2 separate regions of the Homo sapiens genome follow, and region 2 is linked to region 1. A link is an interaction called in ENCODE POLR2A ChIA-PET data of the cell type or tissue named here. Cell type or tissue: A673. All regions are shown on one strand.

Evidence for each region. ChIA-PET counts read pairs that join two places held together with the same protein. Peaks named below come from ENCODE experiments on the same cell type or tissue, not always from the same donor. Only the 100,000 strongest peaks of a DNase experiment are listed, where the experiment ranks them.
Region 2: POLR2A ChIA-PET joins it to region 1 with 5 read pairs; 2 of 35 experiments call an interaction of 5 or more read pairs at or near these places.

What each region holds. Positions count from the first base shown.
Region 1 is chr17:48,552,149-48,560,148 of GRCh38, reverse strand. It overlaps HOXB3 (homeobox B3), which reads left to right. Exons shown (of 5, transcript NM_001384749.1): 3 at 4,531-4,618; 4 at 7,517-8,000. The coding sequence starts at 7,675. It overlaps HOXB-AS2 (HOXB cluster antisense RNA 2), which reads right to left and starts at 3,992. Exons shown (of 2, transcript NR_046610.1): 1 at 2,791-3,992; 2 at 1-563. RefSeq lists an enhancer at 7,334-8,000. In A673, no CTCF peak of the experiment used is centred here; DNase peaks (open chromatin) are centred at 3,178, 4,278, 4,698 and 5,174; H3K4me3 peaks cover 1,949 bases; H3K27ac peaks cover 2,921 bases.
Region 2 is chr17:48,059,565-48,067,564 of GRCh38, reverse strand. It overlaps NFE2L1 (NFE2 like bZIP transcription factor 1), which reads right to left. Exons shown (of 6, transcript NM_003204.3): 6 at 6,020-8,000. The coding sequence ends at 7,924. Among named protein-coding and RNA genes, the nearest start is that of NFE2L1, 15 kb to the right of the region's middle. In A673, no CTCF peak of the experiment used is centred here; no DNase peak of the experiment used is centred here; H3K27ac peaks cover 1,713 bases.

The DNA.
Region 1 (8,000 bases):
CCCAGGATTTGCAGCCTCCCTTCCTCTGCCTTCTCTGCTCTGCCCACCTTTGTCTCAACACTTGCTGGGGGTGGGGTTTGCCAGGCTAAGGCTGAGCTTCTAGGTGAGGCGGGAGCCCTGATTCAGATTGGGATCTATCACCACCAAGGAGCCCACCTGCCTGAGGCTCCCAACTCGCTGGCAGCACCGCCATCCCCTCATTAGCATGTTCAGGCGGCCTCCGTGGTCATCGAGTGGACTTCGCAGACCCTTGTGGCTGCCCTTTTTGTCCTGCCACCCCTTCACAGGCTCAGCTGGGGAGAGGGCAGCGCCCCCACACGTGGGGTGGGGAAAAAGTACAGCTTGGATTTTTCTTCTTCCACTGCAGCGACCTTTTTCTTCTTTTGATCCCCACTATTGCTGAGCAGTGTCTATGCGAGTCTCCTCTTCTCCCTTCCGGGTGCCCCTTTGTTCCCTCCTGCTCTGGCTTATTGGAGAGCTGGAGATGGGGATCCAAATGCCAAGAGCCTTCTTCATTAGCAATTCCCACTTTACAACTCCCAGCTTTGAAATCTTCGTTAATACTTAGGGGAAAATGGAGATTCGGGTGAGTGTGTGACCTTTACACCACTTTTCTAGGGCTACAAAGTTGGGCAGTGAAGCTGGAAAACAGTGTGGGACTGGGAACCCAGACAGGGCCAGGAAGAAACACATCGCCAAACATCTCGCCCCAGGCTTACAGGTCCTAGCTCCCAAGCTAGCCTTTGGGCCAGGCAAATTTTGTGTGGATTGAGCCAGGGGCAGGATCCTTGACTGCCCCAAGTCTGAGATCAGAAATTGGTTTTAAAAGAGCCAACCAGTATGCCCTTATTGAGAGAATTTTTGTTTGCTAGTTGATGCATTTTTGGGGGAGGAGAGAAACAGGCACGATCCCGCCGCCGAGGTCTAGAAGGGCGGGTAGCCCTTGATTGTTCCAGAGGGTTTAAAGTGCTCCCGTCGCCTGATACTGGGTACCCAGTGGGGTGGGGGAGAGAAGTGCCAGAGCGAGTGCTCTGGCTCTGAAGAAACGGAATGGAAGAGGAAAAGATGTCTGTGAAGAAGGGCATTTTCTCTAATCTTTACCCTTATTATTTTTTTACTTCATTAGTTTATGCTAGTGTCTCTGTCTCTTACTCAATTTTCCTCTTTTTCAATTTCTCTTTCTCCTCCTTTCTCTCTCTCTCTCTCTCACACACACACACACCCTACACACATGGGCACACACACACAGTTTTCCAGGTTTCCCTCCCAAATCCAAGAAGAAATTGTTCCCTCTTCTGTATCTCCAGTCTGTTCCGAAATCATGGCTTCACTCTCAGGGATGATAAGCCCTTCTCCTGCTTCTCTTTTCCCAGACCCCAAAGTCTTCCCTCAGCCTGCTCTGGCGTCCCCCACCCCAAGTTCCCTGCTCAAACTCCTCACTACCAGCCTTTATCCCCTGAAGTTTGAAAATCCCCTGGCTAGCAGCAACACCTCAGTCCAAACAGGGGCCCTTAGGGGTGCCTGTTCCACCCTCCGTCCTCCAGCCTCCCAGCCCTAATCAGAGGGCAGCCCGCCTGCTCGCCAGAGACCTCTGAGAATGGAAGAAAAAAGGCAAGACAGAAACTAAACTGGGATCTAATTGCCTCCCAAGTATTCCAAATGGGCTCTGTACTCCAGAATTAAGAAGCCCCCACTCCATCTCCTACCGCATTTGGGGGTATATGTCCTCTGAGATTTTCTCCAGGTTCATTTTCTTGCTTCTCGGTCCTCTTTTTCACTCCCACCCCACTATGCCCCACTGCCTTCTGTAGCCCGAGGGACCACAAAGAGTTGAGGAGGCTTGGGGAAGGGAGGGGTCTGCTGTTGTCTCTGGAACACTCCTCCACTCCCAGCTCAGCTCCAGGCCCGCTTCTCCTGCAGCCGGCCCGAGGCTGCCTGGGTGCCTTCTGGACTCTCGTGTTATTCCTAGAGGCAAAGCTGCGCAGTCCCAAAAGCGATCAGGTTCTCCTCTTCTCTCAGTTTTACAATGACCTTCTCTAACCCAATGATAGTAACAGCTAGGACAGCAGAGGTTTTGAGGTACATTCTTGGCTTTTTTTTTATTTGGGGGAGTGATAGAAAAAAAAACCCCAAAGGTACTGGTTTCTTTAAGCCTCTGGAAGCCTCCCTGGCCTGAGTCCCTGACCCACCAAGCTCAAAGTTACATGGGGTCTGACCCTGTAGGTCTCTAACCAGAGTGTAGAGATCTCAGGACAGACTTTTTGCAGCCACATGCTCAGGCACCCCTAACAGGTCTCTTTGGGGTTCCAGGCTGGCTTGAGCCCCAAGTCTAGGTCTGACTTGGATGTTTTATTTTCTTGATACTACTAATAAACACAGAAAAATACTAATAAACACAGAATAATAGCTAATAAACACAGAAAAATAGCTCCCACCCTCCATCCCCATGTCCCCCAACCCGTGCTTCCCCCCAGCTGTCAACTTTCTAGGTGGGAGGTGGGGTCCTCAGGACATTACATTCTGAGGCTCTGCAAGTGGCTTCTGTTGCTGGAGGGCAGGAAGGCCATAGGTACCCCCAGTTTATCAGGGCCCCTGGAAACCGGCTGCTCCAAATCACCTGGCCTGACTTAGCCTTGCCTGGAAGAAGTAGGGGCTGGAGGCCAGGGGCCACTCCCTATCTCATCCCAAAGTAGAGCCTGTGAGTGGGGAGAGAGAGGGAATGAGGGAAGCTTTGCCAGACACCTCCAACCTATGCTGGAGGGAACACAAAAGCTGGAAATCAACTCTCACCTTTGTTGTCCCCAGTCCCGTTCCCTCTTCTGGTGCATCCAGATGGGAGAAGGCAAAAGCCAAGTATTCTAACCAGGAAATCACAGGGTAGTGCCTTACATGAAGTTAAGAGGACCAGTTTTCCAAGCTGCCTTTAGAGAAAAGAGTCAGCTTTCTATTTCATCCCCTAGCTCCGAGTCAGCAGTTAGGCAGAGTTGCAAACACTCCTGCTTTGGGAAATGTCCTGGTGCTCTTTTTGTCTTTTCCTTCCTCCCGGAATGACTATTCCCCACCCCCTGTCCCAAATCTGCAGACACCTACATTTTTGGCTCCTGTCTTCCTCCTACAGGCCTCCTCCTTGCCTTTTCCTGCCCTGCTCAAACACACCCTAAGAAAACTTTAGCTTTTGTGGCCTTCCTCACTTGTGCCAAGAGTCATAAATCTTGCAGGGCAGAGAGAAACAAACAGGGTTGTTCTGAATAATAATAATAACCATCTTCCATCTCTTCTGCCAGTGCATTTAAAATTAAGCGACCCTGCTAGTTCTTCTCTTCTTAGAAGTACAAATGTCCTTATCACCTCTTAGCCCCTTCTGCCTATTCGGAGGTGAGAATCATAACAGAAACTTATCCATGAAGTTCTTTCAGCCCGTCTACTGCCAGCCAGTCTGGAGCTCAAACTAAAACACAGAGTCCTCCTTTTGTCACCCTTTTCTCAACCCTCCTCCCCCTGCAAGATGTTCAGAGTTTTTAAAATCATCACTCACCGCTTGTTGTCTGTTCTCAAAAAGAAAAAGGGGGAGGGGTGTTTTTTTTTTTTTTTTTTTTTTAAGTTCTGGTCTTTCCCTCTCCCTTGGTTAGAGACTGGGCCTGGAGACTGGAGGGAGATTTGGGAGGAATAGAGAGGGTGTAGTGGAGGGAAGAAGCCGGGGCTGGAGACTCAGAAGGAGGGAGCCAGAGTGTGAGGGTTGGAGACCCAGAACTACTTTCTAAAAAAGTCCTGGTGTTCCAATTGCGAATGAGTGCAGAGGGGCACCCGGCACCCTCACCCCCGGGCCAGGCCTGCCTTTGACTCAGCCTCCAAATACTACTTCTCATATTAGCATAATAGTTCACTAGTGGGGTATGGGGGGAGCTGTGAACTTCACCGCCCTTCCTTGCCTTTGCTCACCTCTTCCTCCCTGTCCCTCCAATCTAGATTTAAATTTTTACCTGTTCTTTAAGGAAAAAAAAAAAACCCTCCTTCTTTTCTTCTTACTCTTTTTTTGGGGAGGCGGGTATTTTAAAATTTCCCCCCTTCCCCATCACCACCATCACCTTCCCTCCTTATCAGGCATCTAAGCTTGCTAAAGGGGGAGAGGTGGGGGGGTGTGAGCTTGTGTGTGAGTGAGTGTGTGTGTGTGTCTGTGTGGTTTTTTTTCCCTGTGCAAAAGCAGAGGCCATTGTTACGGAGAGTAGGGCGTACCAGTCTTATAGGGCAACCACACTGTGGCGGCTTAGCCCTGCTGGAGCCCGGAGCTGGATTCTGGCGAGCTGAGCCGCCCGGCACCTTTCGGTCTTCTATTTTTTTTCCCGCTCCCCCACCCCCTCCCTCCTGCGCACCCCTGCTCCTAAGCCGAGTGAATTGAAGCGGACGCCGCGCGGCTCCTCTGGCCGGTCTGCCCCTCGGGCTCCCCAGCCGGGGTGGCTTTGCGGGGCGGGGGCGGGGGGGCGGGGGGCGACGCAGCTTTAAACAGTGGTCTTTTTTTCCTTTGCCTTCAAGGAGGGGAGATTTGTCGCCTGCCGCTCGCTCTGGGGCTCGATGTGAATATATATTATGTCTGCCTGTTCTCCCCTCGTCGGTGGCTAAGGTAAGCTGGACTGAAATAGGCTATCAGTTTGTGAATGGCGGAGAGTATGTCTCAATGATTTATGGCCCATATGACTCCAATCTCGGTTCAAGAAGAGTTCACAAGCTTTAAGCTTCCTTCCACGCAGCGACTCTCTCTCTCCCTCCCTCCCTCCCTCCCTCCCTCCCTCTCTCTCTCTCTCTCTCTCTCTCTCTCCCTCTCTCTCTCCCCTCTCTCTTCCTGCTTCTCTCCTCTTTTCTCCTCTCTCTCTTTTCTTTCAGCAGCCAGATCCAGGGCTGAATTTTCTCCGCGGCTGCTAAGAAAGTCTCAACCTTTCTCTGTCTTCCTTTCTTGTTATTTTTCTTTCTCCCATTAATTTTTTTAAGTCCTGGAAGATGGCCTATCCCCTCTCTCGGGGCTTCCCCAGCTATTGTTACTCTCCTGGCTCTCCCTGGGGTGTGCTTGGCAAGGTGGGGTTCTTGCGGGGGGCTCATCTCCCTTCTCCAGCGAGACCCTGGGGGGAAGCCGGCAGCCACCGTCTCCCTCCCTCCCTCCCGAGGAGCCATATGGAACCTGAATTTTTCCAACATGGAGGCAAGGGAAATAGATCTGTTTGGCTTGGTAGAGTTGTTCCCCACCCCCTCTTGTTCTGGATCCCAGATCTTGGGTCCCCTTAGCACCTTTCTCTCTTCCCACTGTCCCGTCCGCCAGGCCTCGGCGCCCTCCAACCCGGAGCCCTGCTGAGCAAAGTCCCGAAGCGGAGTTTCTAAGGCGCCTTTTAATTCGGTTACCTCCAGCTCCCAAAACTTGCTGCCGCCCGCGGGGCTCGGCCCTCGGCCGGCTGGTGTGCTGGGAACCTGCCTCCGATAACCGTTTTGGTGTCCTGATCGCTTGCTCTTCTTCGCCTCCTTGGGCCATCGTAGGTGGCTGGTAGCTTGTCGCCAGTCGCCGCGGCAGCAGCGACCGGCTGAGGCAGCCTGGCAGCAGCAGCCAGGGACTACCCGGGTGCACAAACCTTCCCAGCCCTGTCTGCACCACCGGCGGAGTCTCCATTCTTTCCTATCGCGTCTCTGGCTCCTTCGCTTTCCACACTCGCCTGGCCTCCGTCCCGCGATGGTTTGGGGTTTATTGCAAGGGGAGCGGCAGGAATTTCGGCCCCAGGCATCTAGTTAAATTATTGTTTTATTATTATTACTATCATCATCATCGTCATCATTATTATTGCTGTAACAATCAGACTAAATAAAGCCAGGGCCTAGCCAGCCAACCCCCTCCAACGTTTTTATTTCATTCTCTTCTCTATTAATAACAACCACAACTAATGCCTGTTAATTAATTCCCCCTTCAGCCAGGGCTGCTTGGAAGCTAATTTTGGTTAAATCAGCAGAGGCTAATGGTAATAATAATAAAGGGATTGGGTCAGCCTGGTCAATTGAACTCTGGTTCTCCCTGGAAGGACCTGCTGCTTTGCAGACCCATGTGTATTTCCAGAAACCAATCGGAACTCAGGGTTACACTGATTCCCTTTTGAGTATAAATCTGTGCCATGAAGAAGGGGATTTATGTGAGGGAGGGACTTTTCTTCACCTGCACTCCTTTTATTTTATTTTCCTATGTTTAGTTTTCTTTGGAGTTGAACAGCTAGGCTGAATGAGATTAAAGTTTTCCAAACACACATGGCAGTATGGAGGTTTTATGAAAAGTGATGGTGAAGAGTTGGGAGAGATGGAGGGAAAAAAATGCAGTCAGAAGTTTCAGAACAAATACACAAAATCCTATGTTAGTTTGAATCTTTATTTTTCTGGCACACTTTTAAAAGGCTGTATTAAAATAGTGATTTTTTTTTTTTGCCTCAGGGAACCTCAGTCAACAGGAATACCTCTGTTTCTAACCTAGAGAATAATATTGTTAAAATTGCTTTGTTAATTTTTTTTTCCTCAGGAATAATTTTCTCTTTTGGAAAGCACTTTCCCCGTCTCAGTAGAAAAGTCTAGCAGTTGTAACTTCTTGTTTCTTATTTGCTTTGGGGGAAATCAAAGAAAACAGACGGTGAAGGAAAGGGTGGGAAAAATTAAGTCTCATGAAAAAAAAAAAAAGAGGTCCGGGGAGAGACCTGGGCCAAATGGTCACAGCACCAACTGGCGTGGCCCAGGAAATTGAAACAATCCTGCTCCATGTGGGGGCCCCACAGGGCCACTGGCTGCCCGATCCCAGGTTTGGCTGAGCAAAGACAAGGGCTGGAGGTGGTGGTACCTGCAGCAGGGCCATGGACAGATGAGTCTCGGTTCAGCTGGCTCTTGAGGTTAAAAATCATCAGGAAGTTTCTAGGTCAGGCTGTTGTTGTCTTCCTGGTGGGAGAGTGGTGGGAAGTGGAGAGGATACCTCACAAGAGAAGCTTCTCTGCTGAACTTGCTTCTCCTGCCTGTTCTTTTAGGAGATCCTTTGGTTTTCCTTCAGGCTAGACTTTGCTTGGGCAAGAGACCTAAACCGACTTGGAAGGAGGCAAAGGCTGGAAGCATAGAAGCCTCTGGGCTCAGAGGAGGGTGTTGATGATGCTTTTATTTTGGAGTCTCCTAGTGTCCCCTCCCTTGAGCCATCCTATCCCAGAGTTGGGGAGGAGAGATAGGGAGAGAGGGACTAGGGGAGGTCAGGGGCTAGTGCACAGGCAGGAGAGAAGCAATGGCCTTTGCCATAGATTCTACATCTAGGCAGTCTTGAAAGGCATATAGTCTTTATTTATTTTTTTATTTTTTAGTGGAAATGAAAACTGGTGGGCTTTTTTTTCTCAGCATCTGCTTTGGAGATGTTGGGGAGGGGAAAAGAAAAAACCCTATTGATGTCAGTTCCCTTTTCAGTTCCTAAGATGGATTCGAGCCCCAGTCCTCTTCTCCCCCTTGTGTCTCTTCTCTCGCCTCGCAGGTCAGCCGCTTGGAACAGACCCCGGAGGAGGGGGGCAGAGAGGGGAGGTGGGGGGGGGGGGTCCGGCGTGTCACGTGACCCCCAGGGTTGCCAATGTCCGGTCCTGAGGGTATCAGGCCTTTCCAAGTTGCCACCCACTGCCCAGGCCTCACCCAGCGATGCAGAAAGCCACCTACTACGACAACGCCGCGGCTGCTCTCTTCGGAGGCTATTCCTCGTACCCTGGCAGCAATGGCTTCGGCTTCGATGTCCCCCCCCAACCCCCATTTCAGGCCGCCACGCACCTGGAGGGCGACTACCAGCGCTCAGCTTGCTCGCTGCAGTCCCTGGGCAACGCTGCCCCACATGCCAAGAGCAAGGAGCTCAACGGCAGCTGCATGAGGCCGGGTCTGGCCCCCGAGCCCCTGTCGGCCCCGCCTGGCTCACCCCCGCCCAGTGCCGCACCTACCAGTGCCACTAGCAACAGCAGTAATGGGGGCGGGCC
Region 2 (8,000 bases), 490 kb after region 1:
GCCTCCTGAGCTGGGACTACAGGTGTGTGCCATAATGCCCAGCTAATTCTTTTTTTCTTTTTTTTTTTTTTAACTTAGTAGAGATGGGGTCTCACTGTGTTGCCCAGGCTGGTCTCGAACTCCTGGGCTCAAGCAGTCCTCCTGTCTCTGCCTCCCAAAGTGTTAGAATTACAGGTGTAAGCCACTGCACCTTGCCTAATTAAATTTTTAAATACCTGTTTTCAGATATGACCTTATATTCCAGAACTCTCAATTCTGTGGTGGCCATAGACTTGGCTCAATTTGATGTTAAACTTGCGCCATTTGGGGTTTGTCTGTGTGCTTGGCACATCTTTATGGACTGTGGCATTGGGAATCTGCATTATAAAGCAATTATTTCTCATAGTAAAAGGGAAAATGATAGCTTGGATTAATGTGCAAGTTGGGTCTTCTGATGAAGATATGTTCTTATTTATAATTTAAAGCTGATAGAACTGAACTAAGTCCAGGCTCAGTATTAGCGTTCAACTTAATAAAGGAGTCTTGGCTTTCAGCACTAGGAAACAATGATCAGGGAGAGGCATCCTAGTGTTTTGGTGTGGGATTACAGGAGTTTGATAGAGGAGAGCTTAAGATCCCAAGACAACTTGTCAATCTGTGGATCTGCACATCACCTTGTTTTGACGATGTCCAGCACTGAGGTTTTTTCCCCAAAAGTTACTGCTTTCCTATCTAGTGTGTGAAGTTTAAAGTTACTTGTTTCTCTTATGGATGACTTAATTGACCTTGGCCTTGTAAGTTTCCTGTTGACTGTTGAATAAACTACTGAATGTTGAAAACAAATGAAATGTGAAATAAAACCATCCTGCTGGGATGAAAAGCACAGTTGGCCCTCCTTTGTGGGGGCAAGCAGAGCAGTGCCTTTTAAAGGCTTTTTGTTTTGTTTTTTTTTTCTTAGGCTAATGAAGTGGCAAAAGTGAGGGAAGGCTAAATATCAAGTTTAGAATAGGTGCTGACAATTCAGCTTCTGTAGTTTTTGGTTGTATTAAATAACCTGTTTTACAATATACCAGCAGCACAATTGGGTCTGCCTTGTGACCTTGTTGGTTTGTATGGTGGTTTGTGATAGTACCAAAGCCACTGTTTACCCCAAATGGATTTTTAAATCCTAGTTGACTTTGACCAAGCCTGCCCTTTTTGCTATTTGCATAGTTAGGGTCAGGCTGGGCAACTTTGACGCCTGGCTTTGGGACACTAGCCCATTTCAATTACTGCTTCAGCCCCTAATTGAGAATTGGAAAGTTCAAGTCAACTGTTATTACCCCAGTTACACTTGTGTTTGACACAAAAGGCAGAATGCCAACTCCTTGGTCTATTCTCCACCTCTCCCCAGGTGAACTAGATTTTTTGTTTCCTTAGTTGAAGAGCATCTAGAATTAAGTAAAAAATACTGTGCAACCTATCTCCATTCTGCAGTTTAAGTTAGGCTGGAAAAGAAGCAGCTTTAGGACTGGGCGCAGTGGCTCACACCTGTAATCCCAGCACTTTGGAGGCTGAGGCGGACAGATCGCTTGAACTCAGGAGTTCAAGACCAGACTGGACAACATGGCGAAACCCAAAATACAAAAATTAGCCGGGCATGGTGATGCACGCCTGTATGCCAGCTACCAGGAGGCTGAGGTGGGAGAATAGCTTGAGCCTAGAGGCAGTATTACAGTGAGCCAAGATCGCGCCACTGCACTCCAGCGTGGGTGACAAAGCTAGATCCTGTCTCCAAAAAAAAAACCAAAACAGCAGGCTGGGCGCGATGGCTCACGCCTGTAATCCCATCACTTTGGGAGGCCAAGGCGGGCGGATCATGAGGTCAGGAGATCAAGACCATCCTGGCTAACATGGTGAAACCCCATCTCTACTAAAAATACAAAAAAATTAGCTGGGCGCAGTGGCGGGCGCCTGTAGTCCCAGCTACTTGGCAGGCTGAGGCAGGAGAATGGCGTGAACCCAGAAGGCGGAGCTTGCAGTGAGCCAAGATTGCGCCACTACACTCCAGCCTGGGTGACAGGGCAAGACTCCGTCTCAAAAAAAAAAAAAAACAGCTTTAAGACCTTTGTTGGTATGGTGTATTCAAAAGGGAAGACAAAGACTTCTATCCAGCTAATTTTTGAAAACAGCCCTCTTCTGCAAGGTACCAGATTCTCACACTACTCCAGAGACAATACGTGTACTAAATTCTGTTTCTCGGCTAATTCAGGCAGACACGAACTGAACAGAACAAGGACTAGAACTTGTAAAGTTTCACACATAGTGGTAAGTTTCCCCATAGTCCCCAAATGGCTCATTCTCCACTCCAAAGTTCAGAGCGGGAGGCAAGGAAGATGATTGACTTCTGTGTAATACAGTAAAGGTAAAAAGAAAGGTTATTTTTGGTATATTGACAAAATGACAAGTTGAAGGTTTGTGGGTCCCTTTCACTTAACGGGGATCTTTGATAGAAAAACAAGGCTTAACTACTCATGATCATGAAGCACATGGGTTTTGCTACAAAATTTCTATACTTGGCTGGGAAAATGACTCAGAAGCAGACACCAATCTAGTACCTGTGTTTGTATACATATGGTACACCAATATGGAAACAGGCTTCTTGCTGTCCACCTGTTCACCATGGTGTGCCCTAAACTATATTTAGCGTGAGCTTCTAAAGTTGTTGCTCTTGGTCAGTGCCTACAGGATGAGGTAGGTGGCGGACTTGAGGATAGTGGGGATGTTGTTTTTTTCCACAAGGAACTGTTTACCAAGCAAACGTGAAGAGGGGCAGCAAGGTTTGGTTTAGCTGGGGGTTATAAAAGCAGGGATGAGGCCAGCTTGACAGGGCTCTATGAAAAGTACCTCCCTGTTCACCAGACTGTTGGACTAATTATTACTCAGCTTTCCCCAGTAAAGGTGGGGAAATGTCAGCTATGGAGGCCAGTCTTGATGACACTGAAGCATGTCTCTAGATCACGATTTTCCCTCTATAGTTCACTATGCTATTTTTATTGATACTGAAACAGCCCCACCTTCATTGGTGAGATCTATGCAGGGCAGAGGTTGAAAATATGGGCCTATTTCCATCTCCTTAACATGAGTAAGATGTGAGAAAAAAATCAGTTTGAATGAAGCCTGCAACTGCTGAAGTCAAGACAAAGTAAGCTTTCCCACACCCACCCAAGTCAGTCACCCTGAAGAGTTTGGTCCTTTGTTAAGCCTAAGTCCTGTTCGGCTTAGGACATCTTCTCACTTCCTGCCTTAGGTAGATGGCTAGTGGTAGCAGCCCTTCCACAGGCCTTACTTCAGTCCTCCTATCTTCCTGCCAGAAAGAGGCTGGAACACCCACTCTACCTGCCAGCAGAAAGAGGTCAGCCCCACAGCAGTGCTGACCAACTTGGCCCCATGCCCCAGCTAATCAGCACGATCCTAGACAAAACTGTACATATCTCTAAGGGGGAGGGGCTGCTAACAAAAATACTCCTTTTTTTTTGAGACAGAGTCTCGCTTTGTCACACAGGCTGGAGTGCAATGGCATGATCTTGGCTCACTGCAACCTCCGCCTCCCGGGTTCAAGCCATTCTCCTGCCTCAGCCTCCTGAGTAGCTAGGATTACAGGCACGTGCCACCATGCCCGGCTAATTTTTGTATTTTTAGTAGAGATGGGGTTTCACCATGTTGGTCAGGCTGGTCTCGAACTCCTGGTCTTGAACTCCTGACCTCGTGATCCACCTGCCTCAGCCTCCCAAAGTGCCAGGATTACAGGCGTGAGCCACCATGCCTGGCCAACAAAAATATTCTTACTCAGACCAGGGACAACACTAGCAATGGGATTAAGAAGAATTTTTCAAATCTCTTAAGTCTTTTAAGTTAAAAAAAAGTTGCAAAATAAGGTAAAAGTTACAGTGTAATTACTGAACAAAAATACATATACAGTCATGTGCTGCATATTTCATGAGTGACAGATCATGTATATGATTATGGTCTGATAAGATTATAATACCCTATTTATACTGTATTTTTTTTTTTTTTGAGACAGGGTCTCACTCTTTCACCCAGGCTGGAGTGCAGTTGCACAGTCTTGTTGCGAGTACAGGCGTTGAGCTACTGCACCCAGCCTATATTGTGCCTTTTCTAGGTTTAGATACACAAGTACTTATCACTGTACTTCAGCTGCCTATAGTATTCAGTATGGCAACATGCTGTACAGGTTTGTAGCCTAGGAGCAATAGGCTATATGGCACATAGGCTAGGTGTGTAGTAGGCACTACCATTTAAGTTTGTGTAAGTACACTATGACAAAATTGTCTAATGAGGCATTTCTCAGAATATATGTTGGCCGTTAACACATGACTGTACATACATTTCTAGGAAGGGTACAAGAATATTAAAACTTAATTTTACTTCTCACAGTTTACCCTTCTATATATAATTTGTATTTCTTAAAGTATTGGTATGTGTTTTTGAAACCTTTTTTTTTTTTGAGATGGAAGTTTTGCTCTTGTTGTCCAGGCTGGAGTGCAATGGCGCGCTCTTGGCTCACTGAAACCTCTGCCTCCCGGGTTCAAGCGATTCTCCTGCCTCAGTCTCTGAGTAGCTGGGATTACAGGCGCCCGCCACCACACCCGCCTAGTTTTTGTATTTTTAGTAGAGACGGTTTTACCATGTTGGTTAGGCTCGTGTTTGAACTCCTGACCTCAGGTGATCCATCTGCCTCGGCCTCCCAAAGTGCTGGGATTATAGGCGTGAGCCACCGCACCAGGCCTCAAACTAATTTTTAGTCTTGGTTTTTTCACCCCTTTACGTATCTTGGTTTTATCTGGCTTACAGACTTTAGTCAATTCTGAATTAGGAAAGAGTTCTTGTTTGATATGACCAAACCTTTCCAACTGGAGACTGGGGAGTTGTGGAGAGGCTCTTATAAACTGAAACATAAGAAACCATCATTATTCTTACAATTCTACTGAATTGTAAACATTACTGAAGTAGTATCACTAAAGGACTGAGCTGAACCAGGTTACAGGGTGGTATCCAGGAGTTTGAGATCACAGCTTCCATTAAGAGGATCATAGCTTCCACTCCTAAACCCTGCCCAATAATCTCACAGAAGCCAGGTGCAATGGCTCACGCCTATAATCCCAGCACTTTGGGAGGCTGAGGCAGGCGGATCACTTGATGCCAGGAGTTTGAGACCAGCCTGGGCAATATAGCGAAAGCTTGTCTCTACAAAAATTACCTAGGCGTGGTGGCGTGCGCCTGTAGTCCCAGCTATTCAGGAGGCGGAGGTGGGAAGATGGCTTGAGCCCAGTGGCAGTTGCAGTGAGCCGAGATCACGTCACTGCACTCCAGCCTGGGAGACAAAGCAAGACCCTGCCAATAAAAAGACTGCTGAGTGAGTGTTCATTCTTCCAGCATCTACTAAACACCTGCCCTAACATGGGCATGTGGAAGTTCCAGCATCCCAGAGACCTTCACACATTACAGCTCTTCACAGGGCGGGTAGTTGAGCAGTTTGAGGGAAAGCAGATTCTAGCCCCCTCAGCTGGGGAGGTTTCCCAGTGTCCTAAACCTTGGCCTCCTGCTTCTCTTTAGTGGCCCTGCTCCTGCTTAACACAGTAGTGCTTGTCACATGTTAGTCGCTGCCATGGATTTCTCAGGTTTTCAACATCATAACTACACTCCAATTCTCTGCACCCCTTTGGCAGGTGAGGCCAATAGAAAAATAACAGCACAGTTGAGTTTAAAAATGTAGTTTGTAGCAGGTGGACAGGTAAAGAGCTGGGTTAAATGACACCTCCACCTATCCTAGCTGTATGAGAATAAAAAAACTCCGAATCCTTCCTGAGAGGATTGAGCTGGCTAACCCTATGAAGTACATGGTGTCTAATGCCTGCCCCCAAGGTTTAATACAATATTTAAGACTTGCCTTTTGAAGTTCCCCACTGTCAACCTCCCCAGTTCTCCACCCATCTTCCCATGTGAGCTCTGCCTTAGCCACGCAATGGCCAGTCCTCCCTACAATGAGTCCATTTCCTTTATTCTCAATTTAAATTCAAAGTGGGGAAAAAGTGCACTTAAGAATGAATCATCCATTTTATTTTATTTTGTCATGTGCTCAACAGCATCTCTCTCTCTCTCCCCTCTCCCTGGCAGGTCACAGAGATAAATTAAAAATAAAATCTACAAGGAAAATAATTTATAAAAGCACTCCCAGGTTCACACCTTCTATCCCTACTGCTCAGTTAGGCACCCCCTAACTGGGAATCAGTGCTTCCCCCCACCCCCATTTCACTCCCACTTGTCTGGGGCAGACGGTACTCCAGAGCCGGGCAGGGGTGAGGGCAGCAGTGGCAAACAGTTAAAAATAAAGACATTGTAGTCCTGGAACCATCTGGCCACCTTGGCACTCCCATGTCTGCCTCCCCCAGGCAGCCCTCCAGGAGCCTGTGCGAAGCTGGGGCTGTGGAGAAGCTGCCTGTGGCTGAGAGCTTGTGTGTTTGGGGAGGTGCTCTCAGCCTGTCATATGCACTTCTCAATCTTCTAGAAAGAAACCCAAAAAAGAAAGCAGACGACGACCTCGGGACAGAGGAGAAAAATCCCAAGTGTTCACACAGTTACACGGAGTCTTTATGGCAAAGAGAACATTTAGCAGCTTTGAATATTGGGCATCTCCTTTTTACTCAACACAAGCATTCTAGACCCTATAAGTGAAACAGGGCACAAGCCCTAAAAAAATCAAAGCGCAAGAAATTCTAAGAGGACTAGTTCTTTTGTTGTTGCTGGGTTGTGTAATTTTTTGTGTTTTCCCAGTGATAAGCCCAGTTGTTGGTAGGCAGAGGCCCGAGGGAAGGGTGACTCCCCAGTGTTGTGCTGAATCCTGCCTGGAGGCTGCTACACTAGATTCTCCATCATTCCTCTGCCTCACAGCAGTCCCAGAAGAGGAAGGCTGCAGGCCCAGTTCCCGGAGCACTGCCATCACCCTACCCCAGCTTACAGAAGAGCTCAGGCAGTCTGTGAGGGGTGGGGAACACAAACACCGGACCAGGGGAGGACGGCATACACATGCAGGCTCTGATGGAGACAATGGGAGCCTCAGCTCAGGGGTGGCTGGAGCACGGAGGGAGATGGAGTGGCAAGGCAGTGAATGACATGCGTGATGTTGGGGCTGTTGCAACATGGGACCACGTGACCCTTTCCTGTTCACTCTACCCTTTGACTCTAAATCTCAAAGCCAGTGTTGGGGCCCAGTGGCTCCATTCGATTGAAACATGGCCAATGATATCCAAGAGCTCCCCTTCAGGGATGTCAAAATGCAAGGAGCAGAAAGAGTTAACACCGTCCCTCCCCACCCCCACCCTGTGTCTGTGTACCCCACCCCCCCCGGGGTGAAAATTGGGGTTTATCACACCAGTGATCTAGGCCCACCAGTCACTCCAACCTGCTGCCTGGAATCCTGGCCAGAGCCAACCTTAACCTTCCCTCTGATTTTCTTCCCGCTTTGATTTTTTTTTCGGGGGGGGGGGGGTTCCTTCCTTCCTTCCTTCTATCCCTCCTTCCTGAAATGAGACTTTCTGCCACCTTCCCTTCCTCTCACAGGTCCATTCCTTCCCCTCTGTCGGCCTTTGCTCCACATAGCTCCTCTACCTCCAGCAACTCCACCACCACCCCTGCCTCACAGGAAAGGGGTAGGGTGAGGACCCTGTCCGTCTAAATGGTCTGGCCACTTCCACTCCACCCGAGTGGAGCTGAGCCAGCCAGTGCCTGCCTCTTCCTGTACACTGACCCGCAGTCATCCCATCTGAGAAGATATATTGGATAAGAAGGCATTTAAGTCCCCGCTGTAGGTCCAGGTCCAGGTCCAGGTCCAGCCCTTCTCCAGTTTCGGTCTTGGTGGGCTTCAAACCCCCTTCTTCCCCAGGCTCACTTTCTCCGGTCCTTTGGCTTCCTCTCCTGCCGCCGGGCCTGCTGGTCGGCCATCGTGCGGGGGATGAGGAGGA